2 separate regions of the Homo sapiens genome follow, and region 1 is linked to region 2. A link is a loop called in an ENCODE intact Hi-C map of the cell type or tissue named here. Cell type or tissue: HCT116. All regions are shown on one strand. Each heading gives the region's core, and the rest is flanking DNA. Links, peaks and the distances in the headings are about the cores only.

Region 1 (8,332 bases), core at 73-8,072, 57 kb before region 2:
ACTTCCCTGCTCGGAGCCCCGCTCCTCTGGTGTGAAATGAAGGGGTTGGCGGGGGGCTCTCTGAGGTACTCCCCTGTTCTGAAGTTCCTTTATCCCCCGTTTGTTACACGCCTTTCCTCTGGGGGGTGGGGCCCTGGCGCCCTCTCCTGGTCACCATCTGGAACTTTTGGTTGGTGCCCGCCAGACCTTAGCACAGTGCTCAGCCGTCTCCACCTCTGCTCTCTCGGGCTTTTGCCTCCAGACACCCTCGTGCATAGCTGGTGGGAAGTGTGGCAAGGCTGAGCTAGTTCGTCTGCCAGGTACCAGAGCAAGCCTCGGGTAAAAACAGAAGGAAAAACAAGTTTATTATCAGAGCCACAGAGCCTCGTGGATGGTCGGGTGTGAAGGAAGCGTGGATATCATTTATTTAATCCAGGGCCTCTGGATAAAGGGCAGACATCAGAATCGCCCACATTGGCGTCCTCCAGATGTAGACACCTCTGCAGCACCCTTGCAGGTGTGAGATCGGCAGGGGTGAGTGAGGTCATATGCAAGTTGATGACTCCCCAGGTGATTGGAGGGTGTAGCTCTGGTGCCCCTCTTTTTGTGGCTGGGAGAACAGAGTTCTCTGCAAGAGCAAGGGGCTTGCTCAGGGACGTGCAGCAAATTCGCGCTGGAAGCAGGGTGAAAATCCAGATTGTTCGCCTGTCTGGAGGGCTTGCTTTCCACTGTTTCTTTCCCCACCCCCACCACCCCAACCCCCTGCCACTTTTTCTTTTTTGCCTCTGTGACATCAGATACTCCCTGCCCTCATCTTGCTCAGAGCTACGCACCCACCCCACCATGACACCTGCCCATCAACCCCACATCTCCTCCATTCCTGTGGTCCCACAAGGTCTCCCTGGTTCTCTTTGTTCAAGTTGGGTTTATTCTGGCTTTGGCTGTCACCTCCTGGCCCTAAGGCAGAAACCTGAGGCCTCTTCACCTAGAGGTAACTAAAAATACTGAGGACAGCTTCCTGTATTGCCATTTGTGGGCTACTGCATTTTGAAAGAGAGAGCATGCTTTAAGCCAAACAAATCATAAATAATGCACGAGGTGGTAGCAAGGCGGTGAGATGTTTGAGCTGTACGGCATTCTCATGTGCCTCACGCTGCATCTATGACCTCTAGCTCCAGTTGGAAACCTGGGTGATCCTGGAGCCTTCGGACTGCTCTCTGGGCTGAAAGTTATGGCAGGCTGTGCTGTGCTCTTAACAACCAAGGACTTGGGGATGACTTAGATCCAATGGATAACTGCAGATCATAAATCTGACTTGCTGTTGAGAGCTGGCAAGGGGAGAGGTGGCTACAACATTTCTCCCACTAGCAAGGAGTAGATATATCAGGATATCTGCCATGTAGTATGTTTTAATGGTCCTTTTTGTTGATCATGAAACAAATAAGATAATATTTATTTTCACTCATTCAATAAGTACTTATTGAGCACTTTAAATATTCTAAGATTTATACAGCAGGCAGATAATCCAGAAATAAATATGTTCTCAATAAGCACACAGTCCACAGAAAAGAAAGATAAGCACAATACAACTCTTATAACAGATGGATGAGAAAAGTGCATGGAGGCCAGACGCGGTGGCTCACGCCTGTAATCCCAGCACGTTGGGAGGCCAGGGCAGGAGGATCACCTGAGGTGAGGAGTTCGAGACCAGCCTGGCCAACATGGTGAAACTCCGTCTCTACTAAAAGTATAAAAAATTAGCTGGGCATGGTGGTGGGTGCCTGTAATGTCAGCTACTTGGGAGACTGAGGCAGGAGAATCGCTTGAACCTGGGAGGCGGAGATTGCAGTGAGCCGAGATCATGCCACTGCACTGCAACCTGGGCAACAAGAGCAAAGCTCCATCTCAAAAAAAAAAGAGAAAAGAAAAGTGCACGGAGAAGGTTGTGAATAGCTCCGCATGAGAAGTTGGGGATGGTTTCACAAAGGAGGGGACCTCACAGGAATCTAGAACTACTGCGAGACTGCAAAGCAGGAGAGGATATTAGCACAGAACTAGCCGTGGGTGAAAGACACAATTCAGGAAGAGGGAAGAGGAAGAAAAGTTCACAGATTCTAACATACCACAGTGTGTAGCAGAAGTTTTTCTGGCCAACCAAATGGAAATGAGGTGAGAAAGCCCGGATTGTGAAGGCCCTTGCATGTCACGTGAACAGAGTTGGGGCTTCATCCTAAGGGGAGTGTGGAGCATTGAAGAGTTTTCAGCAGGGAAATGGCAGGATCCTAACTGTGTTTCAAAAGTACAGCCCTGGGGACAATGCGGTTGATACACTAAATCCTCCAATATTTATGTTTGGTTTTGGATGACCTGGAAGGTCTTGTTTCTAACCCAGACTTGTAGAGAACATGCGCATATCTCATGGAGGCTGTCTTTGTTGGCCCTGAATGAGTTTTCCAACGCTCTCTCCCCAGGAATACCACCCTCCACCACCGGCAGCTCAAAAGACAGAGGCAGTTGAAATAAGGCATGTTCCTTACATCTGTGTAGACTTTTAATCTCACAAGATGTTCTGAAATACATTAGATAATGTAATATTCACAAACCCCTGACTGGTGTTATTATCCTCAACCTACAAATTAAGAAACTGAGTCTCAAGTAAGGGAAATGGTTGTTTACACACCTGTAAATAGCAAAATGGACAGCCAGCTCTAGATATCTCACTTTGAGGCCAGGATTCCTTCCACTGCTCGGCTACTTCTTCCAGGCATCCCACTCCCTCTTCCCTGGCTCCTGAGCAGCTGATGACAGTCAGTGAGAAAGCCAATGGGCGGGAGAGTCAGGATTTGGAATACCTTTGACATCTTCTTGAGTTTCTTTACTCAGTCTTTATTTAAGCTGTACTTAAAAATATGGCTCCAATGACGGCTCTAGGTTTGCTGGATTTGCATATTCTGAACCTCATTCTCTTTCTTTCAGCTGGAGAGGACTTCACCTCTGTGGTCTCAGAAATCATGATGTACATCCTTCTGGTCTTCCTCACCTTGTGGCTGCTCATCGAGATGATATATTGCTACAGAAAGGTCTCAAAAGCCGAAGAGGCAGCCCAAGAAAACGCGTAAGTCCAGAGATGCCAAAGTAATAATGAAAGCTAGCACCTTCAGAATGCTTGCTCTCACAGGTGAGGTGCTAAGCAGTTTACATTCATCCTCCACCCTCTTCATGATCACTGCTTAAGAGATAGGCACCATTATTATACCCATTTTACAGATGAGAACACTGAATTTCGGAGAGTTGGCTTAAGGCAAACTCTTAATTCATTACGAAAAATTAAACATTTGCTTAATTCAAACATCACTTAGGAAACAAAGTGATGTTTGAATTCAGGCCTGTTGATTCTTGGCCAGCACACTTAACCACTAAGGCAAAGACCATCAGCTGCTACCACAACCCGTTAAAGTAATATTATTATGGCTGGGCATGATGGCTGTCACGCCTGTAATCTCAGCACTTTGGGAGGCTGAGGCGGGAGGATCACCTGAGGTCAGGAGTTCAAGACCAGTCTGACCAACATGGTGAAATCCCGTCTCTACTAAAAGTATAAAAAATTAGCTGGGCATGGTGGCACATACCTGTAATCCCAGCTACTCGGGAGGCTGAGGCAGGAGAATCCCTTGAACCTGGGAGGCGGAGGTTGCAGTGAGCTGAGATCGTGCCACTGCTCTCCAGCTTGGGTGACAGAGCGAGACTCCATTTCAAAAACAACAACAATAAAAGCCCAAAAACACAACAAAAAAGTAACATTATTATAACCGTTCTGTAAATGCCAAGCCGACTCATAGCAGCTTACCAAGGCACACAGATGGTAAGAGGAAAGGCTGAGATTTGAACCCAGGTCTCTCTAGTGCTAATGTCCATGCTCTTTCTATCTCATTGAACTGTTTGCTTTATACCATGGAGCTCCTCAGGCCATCTGGGCACTGCCCTTTGCTAGCAAAGGAGCTCCAAGCAACATGTTATTTCCCCTAGAGCCTGGCAGCGCTTAGATGTCCAGAGTGGGGACTCTAATCCTCTAAAGTCCAGCCTGTACCTTAGCCATTTGCTCAGAGACTCTAGTCACTTGAGGGTGAGCACATTTGAGAAACGGTGGGGTCTGTAAGAACAAAGAGTCTTAAGAGATCATGCTGGCTGGTTGTCTGGGGAAAGGAAAGATAGAAAAAACCCACAGATTTCTAGCAACATTGCTGAGGCAAACCGAAAACAGTCTAGGCTATTACCAGTTAGAAATGTTTGATAAAGAAAGCATCATTTTGGCCGGGCGCGGTGGCTCTCGTCTGTAATCCCAGCACTTTGGGAGGTCGAGGCAGGCAGATCATGAGGTCAGGAGATCGAGACATCCTGGTTAACATGGTGAAACCCTGTCTCTACTAAAACTACAAAAAATTAGCCGGGCATGGTGGCGGGTGCCTGTAGTCCCAGCTACTCAGGAGGCTGAGGCAGGAGAATGGCGTGAACCTGGGAGGCGGAGCTTGCAGTGAGCCGAGATCACGGCACTGCCCTCCAGCCTCGGCGACAGAGCGAGACTCCATCTCAAAAAAAAAAAAACAGAATAGAACAGAGAATGGAGGAGAGACAGTGTTCAGAGACAGAACGGCTGAGGGAGGGATGACTCTTCAGATTCAAGAAGCATAATATGCCCTGAGCAGGATGAATAAAATACATCTACACCTAAACACCAAGCATCTTTAAAGTGATAAATGGCAGCTACTAAGAGACCCTACAGCAAATATCATCTATGTGTTGAAACCTCAAGTGCCTGTAATATCAGGGACATATCAAGGAGACTGCCTCTCCCTGTTTCTATCAATATTGTGTTGGAAATCCTAGGTGAAGACCAAGTAAATACAAGGAAGAAAAAGACTTGGAAAGGAAGAAACTAAATTATCATTATCTATACCTACTATTTACATAGGATACCTAAGAGAATCTACAAAAATACTATTAGGACAAGGAAGAATATTCCACAAAATTGTTGATAGAAATCAAAATATAAAAATCACCTATATTCCAGCAACAAATTTAGTAACAAATTTAAATATTTAAAATATTAAAATGCTTTTAAAGTTACAATAGCAAGAAGTACTCCCCAGTTCCGGGGATAAATTTGACAAAAATATACAAGACATTTAAAGAAAAAGTTAGAAACCTTTACTGAAAGACTTTAAACGTAACTAGATGGAGAGTAAAACCTCACAATTGTAAACAATTTTCTCCCAAATTGATCTTCAAATTCAATGAAATCCCAATCAAAATGCCCATTAGATTTCTCAAAGAACTTAATAAGCTGATATTAAGTCACATGGAAGGCTAAGTAGCCAAAAATAGTCTTAACCAAGGGACAGCCAGATAATAAGTGTTTTAGGCTTTGCAGGCGCCATAGGTCCCTGTCATGTATTGTTCTTCTATTTGTTTGCAAACAACCATCCTTAGCTCTTAGGCCACAGTTTGCCCACCCTCGGTCTAAACCATTTCAAAGAAAGAGCAGTAAATTTGCAAGAGGTTGGTAGGATTTGTCTTATCGGAGATGAAGGTTTCCTTTGTTTTCTTTTTTTTTTTTTGAGACAGAGTCTCGCTCTGTTGCCCAGGCTGGAGTGCAGTGGCGCGATCTCGGCTCACTCCAAGCTCTGCCTCCCAGGTTCACGCCATTCTCCTGCCTCAGCCTCCCGAGTAGCTGGGACTACAGGCACCTGCCACCACGCCTGGCTAATTTTTTGTATTTTTTTAGTAGAGACGGGATTTCACCATGTTAGCCAGGATGGTCTCAATCTCCTGACCTCGTGATGCACCCGCCTTGGCCTCTCAAAGTGCTGGGATTACAGGTGTGAGCCACTGCGCCCAGCCAGATGAAGGTTTCTTACAGAGCTATCAGAATACAGAGTTTGTGATACTGCACAGGCATACGAAATGGACAAACAAAACAAAAAGCCACCAATCAGGTTAATGCATGTAGGAAAACCTGATATGTGAGAGAGATGACGTTACAGTGATTGAAGGAAGAATGAACTGCCCAGTAAGTGGTCTAGGGAAAATTCCTAATCTATATAGAAACAAAGAAAAACACAAAACAAAATTAGATTCCCCATCTCTCATACTAAACCAAAATAAATTATGAGGGGATTTAAACACAAAGTAAAATGTCAAACTTGAAAATTCCATTAAGGGAATATAAGAGACTCTCTTTATCACCATGCAATAGAGAGGATTTCCCAAATAAAATACAAAAGGCACAAATCCAAGAGGAAAAATAATTTTGATCACATTATATGTAAAGAATCAGCTGTTCATTAGAAGACTCCATAAGCAAAATTCCTAGACAAACAAGAGATTGGGAGAAATTGTCAAAACATGAAAGCATCAAAGGAAAATCAATGAGAAAAAGACAAAGATCTCAGAAGAACTGGAAAGCAGATGAACAAATTTCAGAAGCAGAAACCCAAATAGCCTGTAAACATGTGAAACAACTATAAAATATAATTTCACAGCTGTCATTTTGACCAACATTTTATTTTATTTTTGAGACATGGTCTCACTGTTGCCAGGCTGGAGTGCAGTGGTGCAATCATGGCCTCGACCTCCCAGGCTCAGGTGATCCTCCCACCTCAGCCTCCCAAGTAGCTGGGACTACAGGCACGTGCCACCATGCCAGGCTAGTTTTTTGTATTTTTTGTAGAGACAGGGTTTCACCATGTTGCCCAGGCTGGTCTTGAACTCCTGGGCTCAAGCAATTTTCCTGCCTTGGCCTCCCAAAGTGCTGGGATTAGAGGCATGAGCCTTGGCCAACATAATAATCTAACTAAATGCTGAAGACAACCTGGATAAATGAGAAGCTATACACTCCTGGTGGGTGTTCGTGTACATATATGGGGGAAATGATTATTTTAATCTGCAGAAAAGGTTGTTTTTCTCTTGAGAAACACAGCAGAAGGAAATGCAGAGCTGTTCTGTAGATCCTTGCTCCTGTGCCCTGCTCCTTCCCCATCTTGTGTTCCCACGCTGGGCACTGAAGCTCTGATTCCCTTTCCCTGTGTCCTCTATAGGTCTGACTACCTTGCCATCCCATCTGAGAACAAGGAGAACTCTGCGGTACCAGTGGAGGAATAGAACAGGAGCAGTGTGACATGAGGTGACCTACAGGAACATGGGAGGGGAAGGCAGATGTGGATGGCAGGTTGTACAAGTGACTTTGTTGCCCACAACTGAAGTGACTTTAAATTTGGTCCCTTAGGTCACTGTCTACCCTGCCTGGGGTCCCCGCCCTCAGGGTAATTCTTTAAGTCAGAAAGCTCTGTATGATGTCAGCGCTTCGGAAGGTGAACTGCTTTGACCTGAGTGTCGAGGCAATCTGAACTTGCCCATGGTAACAGAGGCACAGGATTCTCCAACTCCCTTCTTTGGTCAAAGAATTTTTGGGCTGGGCTGGGCTGGACTGGGTGGGAAATTCTCAGTGAGTTATTTTATCTTTGGTAGGTGGCCTGAACACCTGAGGGACTGGACATCCCATGTTCAGCAATGTCAATGGCATCAGGAGGGCGCCCCAAGGGCCCCATCGCTTCCCTTCATGCATCCATTGTTCTGTTCATTCATTCATCCATACATCCACCTGCCTCTGAGCTTTCACCTCTGACTCCCTAACTCCATCAGACCTCTACGCACCATAAGACTCTGCCAGAACTGAGAAGCCAACATTTCTACATAGACTCAACCTCACCCTCTCCTAGTTTTCCAACAAGACACTCCAAAGCCAACTGGATTTCTCCCCTGTGCTCCAAATGACTTTGTACAAGTGCTGGAGTTAGCACCTCCCTCTGCCCTTAACTGGCTGGAACTGGTTCATTCTCCATTACTGCAAGAGAATGGAAGTCTTAATAGAAGGAAGCAGGAGTGATTAGTTCGGGTTAAAGCAAAAGTGTGTCATGAACTTGGATTCCCTGAAGTCAGTTTTGTCAGGTTCATGGCCCACTTTGCTACAGCATCAGAGTGAAGCACGCCTGTCTAGGTTCTCCAGTGACAGAAAGATCCTGAAGCATGGACTAACATGCTCTCTGGAGCTTAGTACTCCAGAGCTAGATCCTGATGGGTCTCTAAGGTTCCCTCCAAGAAGACAAGGACAGGAGACTTGGGAAGGACCAATGGTAATTTAAGTGGCTCTTAAAAAGTCATGCAACATGTTTCTGGACACGTTCCTGATCCTATTGCGATAATGTATGTGTGCCCTCCCTGTGGGCACACCACCTGGGCATTAGGACTGAAATTCCTGAGTTCTTCCTCTCAAAATTTCTGTGCACCAGTATTATTC
Region 2 (8,332 bases), core at 298-8,297:
GCAATCCTCCCTCCCCAAGGCTGCCCTGTCCTGCTGAAGAAAATAACCGCTGCAGCTGGTTTAGGAGCAAAGGGGCTGCCAAGGAAAGAAGCCCACAGGAAAGCCCAACCGCACCCCACACCCCTTCCCCCAACCTCCATTCCCCCTCCCATTTCTCAGGTACCCAACAAGAAGGGAAACAGGAATACTTACATTATACCAACTCTGGCTTTTCTGAAAAGAGAAAATGAAAGAGAAGGTAGAATTAGTCAGGGAAGAAATGGGGGGAAGGGCCAGGGGGAAGGGCACACAGACAGCGGAGGGTGGGCAGGGAGGAGGGGTCCAAATGCAGCTGAATGCTTCCCATGTGGTTGCTCAGGAGGGGTCCTCCTTTCTCAAGGCAGTTCCAGAAAGGAGGCCCGGGAGCAGTCCATGCTGGAAGCCCACCGCGGGCGGGGTGGCAGGCAGCGGCAGCACCAGCTAGAGCTCAACCGGAAGGGAGTCGGAGCCCCATCGCAAGGTTCTGATGGGGTGAGGGGCGCGCTGTGGGCATTGGAGACCCAGTCCCCAAATGGGCCCTGACCAGAAGCAAAATGCTGATGGCGGCCAACCCAGCCTTCTGCTCTAAGACAGCCCCCTGTAAAAGGCAGGGTGGGACACTTTCGAGGTAGAAAGGGGACTACCTAAAACTCCCTCCAACTGCACTCTCAGCAGGCGGGTGAGTAAATCCCTCCTGCGCCAAAAAATGGGCTGTACCTAAACTGCAATGGTCGGGGAGTGCCTGGGGGTTCTGCGTGGGGCAGGAGGTTGAAGCACATAATCACTAAGGGTCCATTCCAACCCAGTGGTGCCATAATTCAGAACAAGCAAAACAGACCCCACCCCAGCTCCAGAACTTAAGTGTTCTCCATTCCCAGACCCAGGAGGAAGGGGACCTGAATGTGTCTCAGGGGAACAGGAGGGATAGCTAAGATCGTGCCTTGTCTGTCTTCAAGCCCTATGGCCAGTAGTCCTTCATGTACATCCCCCTTGAAAGATAGATGGACACGCAGATAGACAAGCTTGTGTGCACATATACACACACATACTCATACACATACACGCACAAATACACAAGTACACACACATATACACAGACACACACACACACGCACACATACACACCACACACGTGCACACACACATACACACATGCACACGTGCACACCACACACATGCACACACATCCACACGTGCACACACACATTCACACACACCACACACACATGCACACACACATGCGCATGTGCACACACATTCACACAGACATGCACACATACACACCACACACGCACGAATACACGTACACACACATATACACAAACACATACACACCACCCACACATGCAGACATGCACAAATACATGTGCACATGCACACACACCACACATATACACACACATATACACACAGGCACATACATACACACAGAGACACACACATATACAGAGACACACATATATACACACATACATTCACACACATACACACGCACACACTTGCGCATGCACACACACACATGCCTAAGCTCCATCTCTCGGTGGAGCTTAGATTATTTTCAGTTTTAGGGATCGCTGGGTGGGGGAGCTTTGCTCACAGATCAATACCTTAGCTCCACCCAGAGGTCTGGATCCCCTCCACCTGGTGTTAAAGCGTCCCAACCCAGAAGGGCAGACAAGAGTAGCCATGGTCCTCGAATGTCTGCTGTGTCTAGAGGGAAGGAAGCGACTACGCACAAGGGTGGGTGTGTGCCCGCGGTGATGACCAGTGGCCATGTGATCTATCTCCCCCATTCCACCTGAACTCTGTAAAGACGGTCCACCTTCACCCCCCACAGTGAAACCAGTCCACAGAGGAGCTGGAGGGGGCTGAGGGGCCTCGCGTGGGTGGGGCTGCTTCTGAGCAGCTTCGTCCTCACACATGCCCTCGATGGCCAGGATGTGACTAGAGGCCAGTAGCAAGGCTCCCAGTCCCCCTCTGCAAGGTGCTCTCCAGGGTCACTTCCCAACCTGTCACCACGGTCCATCCAGAGGCCACACCCTCCCATCTTAGCCTCATCCCCACCTCCAATTCAGAGGTCTCAGCAGGTAAAGGGCCCAAATCCAAATATTAAAAACTATTTTTTCCTGACAAAGGTGCGGCCACATGGGAGTCCGGGACCTGAAAACTCGCCTCTAGGCATTGCAGCCAAGGCTACCCCCTTCTGGAGGGGGTGGATGGGGCAAGCAGGCTGCGTCTGGCGTCTGCGCCTAGGGATGGCTCACTTCCTGCGTCCTCACACAGAAGCCCTGATCCGAAGCCCACAGGGCAAGAGGCTGTGCAGATGTTCATTACAAAAGACACCTCCCAGCAGTAGGAAGGTGCGCTCTGGGAGCTGCCGGCCCCAGCAGCCCCACAGTCTCCTTGTGCTTCCTCAAATGCAACCCAGGTCACGAGATCCCTGCTTTACAACGGAGAAACCATCTCCCAAGCTCCCAGCTCCTCGTCTCAATGCCGTGACCTTCGTGTAAGACGCTGGGAGGAAAGGGGGCAACAGGAACATGGGCTGACAGGGGGACCCCGGATGCCTGTGACTCCTCCTGCACGGGGCTCCCTCCTGCCCCAGGTAGACAGAAGCAGATGGTCCCTTTGCATGGGCTGGCACATCGGCGCTTGTGCCTTCCAAATCTATGTGGAACAAAGTGTGAGGGTCACACACAGCCTCAGGCAGGGAAGCCAGTCCTGTCTTTAACCTGATCTGTGATGCTCTTATATCTAATGTTTGCTCTTTTGTAAAGCGTGGGTAAGAACATGTACTAAAGAACTGAAAAGAAACGTGAAACATACCAAGGAGTAGGACTGTGCTGAGGCTCTGCCCTGAACCAGCAATCTCCAGGCAGCTTCTTACCTGCTGCCACTGAGGGGCCACAGGAAAAATGGGTCCCCCCTCCAGCCACGTCCAAAGCAGCCCCCGAGCCTGTCCACTGTGGGCAGGGGTCCCTGAACTCTGCCCAGAGGCACATTCAATCCCCGTGGTTCTGCATTCCCGGAAATGAGTCCCAAAGGCTCTGCCAGACGGGAAGGACCCAGACCCACAGGGGCAGGGAAGTCAGAGGAGCTGCCGGCCTCTGGGGGTGAGAAGGGGCGTCCCTCATCCTCTGGCTTTAGTTTGCTGTAGCGCCCCTACCTGGAGGACCAGGCCAGAGGGAAGGAAGGCACAGAACCAGGGAGCAGCAGTGGAGCCTTCTCTGACAGCTTATAAACACATGGATTTGGCCAAAGAGGAAGAAGGGAGTCAGGACAAAGACACAGCTGTTGGGGACATGCTCGTTTCTATCATTTTTCCTAGAAGGTCTGAAGAGCAAGCACTTAAAGGAATGCAAGGCCCCTGGAAACAGACCCAGGTTACTGGGAGGTGGTTTCCAGAAACATCTCCCACCGCGAAGGCTCCGGGAGTCTGGAAGATTAAGTAAGGTGCGGGGTGTGGAGGAGGTAGGGGGGCAGGGACTAGGAGAGCTCTACATTTAGTAGGAGTTAGAAATAAAAAACAATTCTTACTTTGATCAGGTTAAGTCTGTCATACTGGAAAGAAAACCACAAAAATTAGATTTGAAAAAAAAAAAAAAGGAAAGTCAAAGAAGGGTCAGTGCCACAGCGCCAGCGCGATGCCCGCACCGCGGTGGGGAGGTGTGCAGCAGGGCGGGAGGAGGCGCGCTTTGCCGCACCTGCTGCATAGCGCCCTCAGGGCAGGTGGGAGAGCGGCAGAACGGCCCCTCGCTCCCTCTGGTGGCCACAGGCTGTCACTACAGAGCGGAAGCTGGGCGGTAGCACAAACTCATTGGGAGGGAAGTGCTGGGGCCGGACTGCACCTAGGAGGGTCGGCCTGGACAGCACAATGATGGATCCAGAGGGGTCGGGCCTTAGCGATCACCTGGTGCCATGCCTACATAGTAGCAAATGAGGAAACTGAGGCCCAGAGAAGGGAAGAAAGACACCGTGCATGGGACCTGACCCCAGGGAGAAGCAGAGGCACTGGCCAGCTTGCCCAAAAAATATAAGGCATGGTGTCCTCTAGGGGTGGCCAGGAGACAGGGAGTGAGGTGGACCAGCTACAACAATATCAGTAAAAACAGCTATGAAATGGCTTGCTGGGAAGACATGTGATTAACCCCAGAAGATGTTCCACGGGGAGGGGCATGTCCCCATCCCGCTACCAGAACCTCCTCTTTTTGCCGCACCATCTACTTCAGGCCCTGGCCTTCAAAGAACCTAATTCCCCTACTGGTTCTTGTGTTCCTCTTCTGAAGTCTGTGTGTCCTGCACATGCACGTCCCAGGCCAATGCAATGGCTCCCAGCTCCACGTGGGATGCTACAGTGTCCCTCCTGGCACAAGCCCGTCCTCTTTTAACTCCATTGAAAGGATGGCAGGGCAAGTGTCGATGGCAATGATCAGTGGGAGAATGAGGTGGGGAAGTGGGTAACCAATGTCAGAAAACTCAGAATGTGTCTGCCAGGGATGGGCATGGCGTCCACCCAATCTCCCAGGGGAAAGGAGACCTGCACTCACCCCAGCACCTCCCTCCTCAGTTCCTATGAAAAGGCCCAGTTTGGCCCCTGATTCCTGCTCAGCTCTCAGTCCCTTCATTATGTCTCCTTTTAGCATCTCCAAAACCCCACTCAGAATTCTACCTGGTCCCTGACGCCTGTCCTGGCTGCCCCACTCAAATGATTTATCCTACCTCGGAGCTTACAGAACATCCCCAACTACTCAAGAGCCAGGCTTAGGGTGTACAGAATCTGGATGGAAAAGTGTGCAGGAGCAGGGAGTGGGGAGCCTGATGCCCCTGTCAGGCCATATCCACCCTCTTGCCAGCTGAGCCTCGAGCACCCACTAGTCCCACATCAACCAGGCCAGAGGTGGGAGGCACTCAAGAGGGGGCTGCCACAGGGCATTTCAAAACCCCATTCCCAGATATCAGATATGCCTGCACCTGCCGAGCCGCTGGAGCCCACAGAGATCTCCTGCTGGCTTCCTCGCTCCAGGTAAAGTTCCTCCTTCCCTGTCCACAGCCAGGAACGGCCATTTAAAATCCTCACAGCCAAGATGTGCATTTAGTCTAAAGATCACAGACTACAGGATTAGCCGTGTCGCCCCTTGTGCTTCCCTTAGGAAAGGGAACAGCTGTTCACCCTCCTCCTCCCCAAAGCACGGAGAGACTTGGGACTATTATTAAGTCATCCTCGGCTTCCCCTTCTTCGGGCTGCATCCCACCTCCTTGCCCCATGGGCCTTGTTGTTCCACAACACCTATCGCTCACCCTCCACTCGCTGCACGTTCTCCTGTGGCCTCAGAATTCCTGGGCTCCCGGGAAAGACTCTGGCACTGGCCACATCTCTCCAGGTTCTGCCAATGTTTGCCAACCTCCAGGCATGGGCACCCCACCCTCTGGGAGAACAGCTTTCCCCTCTGATCATGATTCAGGATCCTAAGCACACCATGAACCCCAGTCTGGGCAGTGGTTAGAAATGCTAAGGGGTGCCCAGGTTGAGCAGCTCTCGAGTGGGGAGGAACAGAGTACGCAGGCAGAGCTCCTGAGGGCGTGGCTGCTGCACCAATGAACTCATCGACCTGAACCCCTGCCCCCCAGTCAGCGCAGCCCTCCTGCCATCCTCACTCACCACTGCTGGGCAATCCAGAATCAACCACCAAAGGGGAGGGGCCTGGAGTACAACCAGATGGGGTCTCCTGCCCCAAAGGAATGAAACTAACGCCAGGCAGGGCTCTGTTTCTCGACCGCACCATGTAAGGAGGGAATAAACTCCCAGCCAGAGGCAGTGTCCAGGGAGCAGGCAGACATGGGTGCAGGGTCGGGAGTGGGGGAGGGTCTGTTCTCCGACATCAGGTGCAGTGAAAATGGGCCTTCAATGACTTCCAAGCCAGCCTGCCGGGGGACAGTGGGGCCGGCCCTTCTGGGAAAGGGACCAAGCAGGATATAAGGGCCAGAATCGGCAGGGCCAGAGGGAGGGGGTGCTGAGCACTACAGACAGATCGACACTAGAGGGGAGATAAAAGGACAGAGACAAAAGATGGCTTACTTTTGAGAGGCGCTTGTGAGACTAAGACCATGCATGCAAAGAAGGTATTTGGGAAATGGTGGGGAAGAAGAGGAGAGGAAGAACAAGAAATCAAAAGACAAATTCAAGTGGGAAGCCAGCTCCCATGCCTCCCAGGGGTCCCCAACCCCTTCCCAGGCCCTGGGGGTCCCAGGGTGAAGAGAAGTTTCCTGAAGGAGACCCTGGGCAAAGACATCTCCTGCTCCCCAAAGGACCGAGGGTGGGGAAGACATCTCTGGGGAACCATAATTAGCCCAGGCCCCCCTGGGGCCTATTTTAGGCATATCCATGGGCCAAGGGCCCCGGTACTCAGGGGGCAGTCCTGACATCCTTGGGAGGATGGAAAGGCCCTGCCACCCTCCTCTCTGCCAGGTGAGTACCAAGTGGATTAGTGCAAAGGTAAGGCAGGAAGGATGGCCGGGGAGGAGGTTAAAAATAGCATTCTGCAAGGTTCCCTGAGGACTCTCCCTAGCAGTATAATGTCCCAAATAATGTTGCCTTCTACCCCGGCTCTAGGAACCAAATTTGAAAACGGTAGCAGGAATAAGCAGATGACCCCCTAATGATTCCCAGAGCGTCTCCCCTCCAAATCTAAAAAAAAAAAATATGAGCCTCCCTACCTCGCCCAGCCCACCAAGAATGCTTAGCGGGGAAGATATTTAACTAGGGTCTCTCCTGCCTGCCCCGCCTCACCTCACTGGATAATGACTGTCTCTGAGCCATCAGGGCTGTTCATCACGTGAGGACCCTCGCAGATGTTCTCCGGCTCACCACCCCAATATCGCTCCCCGCAGCCCCTGACAAGGAGGTACCGCCTCAACGGGGTCCCGCTCACCTTGGAATTCTTGCCGCCGCTCCGGCCGGACTGGGAGGAGCAGCTGCGCTGCACGCCCTGCTCCGGTGTGGACGGGGACTTGTCCGAGGAGTGATCTGAGCCCTTCTCCACCATGGTGTCTCCGTCCTGGTTCTGCGGGGTTGGCGAGCGAGACCGCTTCCGGAGGATGGGCGAGCAGGCCGGCGTGCTGCGGTTGGAGTTACTGGCAGTGCTGCAGCGGCAGATGGAGAGAGGGAGCGGGGTGGAAAGAGAAGGAGGAGGAAAGGCAGGCAGTCAGTGATCGAGGCCAAGGACAAGCCCAAAGGAGCCAGCTCAGGGAGCCAGGTGAGGGGCTGGGGAGAAACCGGGAGAGAGGGGCCCAGGCTGCGGCTTGCCGCACCGTAATACTGCCGTTGGCCACGGGAGGGCAGCAGTGCCCATGTGGACACAGACGCACGAGCCAACGGGCAATCGACATCTAGACATGCATCCGTCCATCCGTCCGTCCAACCTGTTATTGTTTGAGCCCCTATTATATGCCAAAAATTGTCTGGGGCATATAGAATTTAATACCTGAAAGGCTCACTGGAGACCATCCAATACAATCAGCTCATTTTATACATACTGCAAATGCAAAGCTTCTATATTTTGTTCAGATATTTTTGTTCATGAAAATAACAATTACAATCCTATTTTTCACAGCCTTCACATACGCATTATTTCTTAAAACATTCCACCAAGGGAGTAATGGCAAGTACCATAATCCCTATGTTAAAAAATGAAGACCAGTGCCTGACAGAGGGAAGCTAAATGCCCACTGTTGAGAGAAACAAAGTGCAGCTCTTCTGATTTGTAACTCACCCACACCATATTATTTCCTTGTAAGGAAGCCATGTGGGTTCCTGCTTCCTCTGCCCAGGGTAAAGATGCACACAGCCGAAGTTCTCACATTCCATATTCCCTTACCCCAACATTTATTCCCAATAAGTACCTTGTACTTCCCACAGGACCAAATCCACTTACATCAAGGCTTATAAGCTGCAAATAAAATATTGACTATTTGATATTTCACTTCCGTTTTCAATGGACTAGAAGAAGAGATGAGAGACAGAAGGGAGAGAGAAACTGAATGCAGTTGAATGTTTGCTTTGCTTCCGAGAGTGGAGAAAGGAAAGAGATGGAGAAAGGGAGAGGCTAAGTAGAAAGTGCCAGCAGAAATGGGAAGGAAAGGAAATGTGAGATTGGAAAGCCTGCACGGGGCTGCTGGGGTGTCCTGCCCACCTGCTCAGCAGCCTCTCAGCTGGGTCAGGCTTCAGGAACACCCTGGACCCCCCTGCAGGCTGCATCCCAGCCTTCCCTCGGGGAGTGGGGTGCAGGGCTGGGGACACTGTCATTTGCATGAAGAT

Evidence for each region. A loop is a pair of places that touch in the nucleus more often than their neighbours do. Peaks named below come from ENCODE experiments on the same cell type or tissue, not always from the same donor. Only the 100,000 strongest peaks of a DNase experiment are listed, where the experiment ranks them.
Region 1: it touches region 2 in a loop (4-fold over the local background); 10 of 110 quality-filtered maps call a loop at or near these places.

What each region holds. Positions count from the first base shown.
Region 1 is chr11:123,632,948-123,641,279 of GRCh38, reverse strand. SCN3B (sodium voltage-gated channel beta subunit 3) reads left to right here. Exons shown (of 7, transcript NM_001040151.2): 5 at 2,956-3,094; 6 at 7,074-7,159; 7 at 7,504-8,332. The coding sequence ends at 7,137. It overlaps LOC124902777 (a long non-coding RNA gene), which reads right to left and starts at 2,741. Exons shown (of 2, transcript XR_007062929.1): 1 at 2,660-2,741; 2 at 1-313. In HCT116, for the core only: a CTCF peak has its summit at 139 (motif pointing left); a DNase peak (open chromatin) is centred at 154; H3K27me3 peaks cover 3,319 bases.
Region 2 is chr11:123,576,193-123,584,524 of GRCh38, reverse strand. GRAMD1B (GRAM domain containing 1B) reads right to left here. Exons shown (of 20, transcript NM_001387025.1): 3 at 6,948-7,158; 4 at 193-213. Among named protein-coding and RNA genes, the nearest start is that of SCN3B, 74 kb to the left of the region's middle. RefSeq lists enhancers at 3,715-4,324, 6,609-7,146, 7,745-8,244, 8,245-8,332 and a silencer at 5,186-5,408. In HCT116, for the core only: CTCF peaks have their summits at 3,787 (motif pointing left) and 7,356 (motif pointing right); DNase peaks (open chromatin) are centred at 3,734 and 7,364; H3K27me3 peaks cover 849 bases.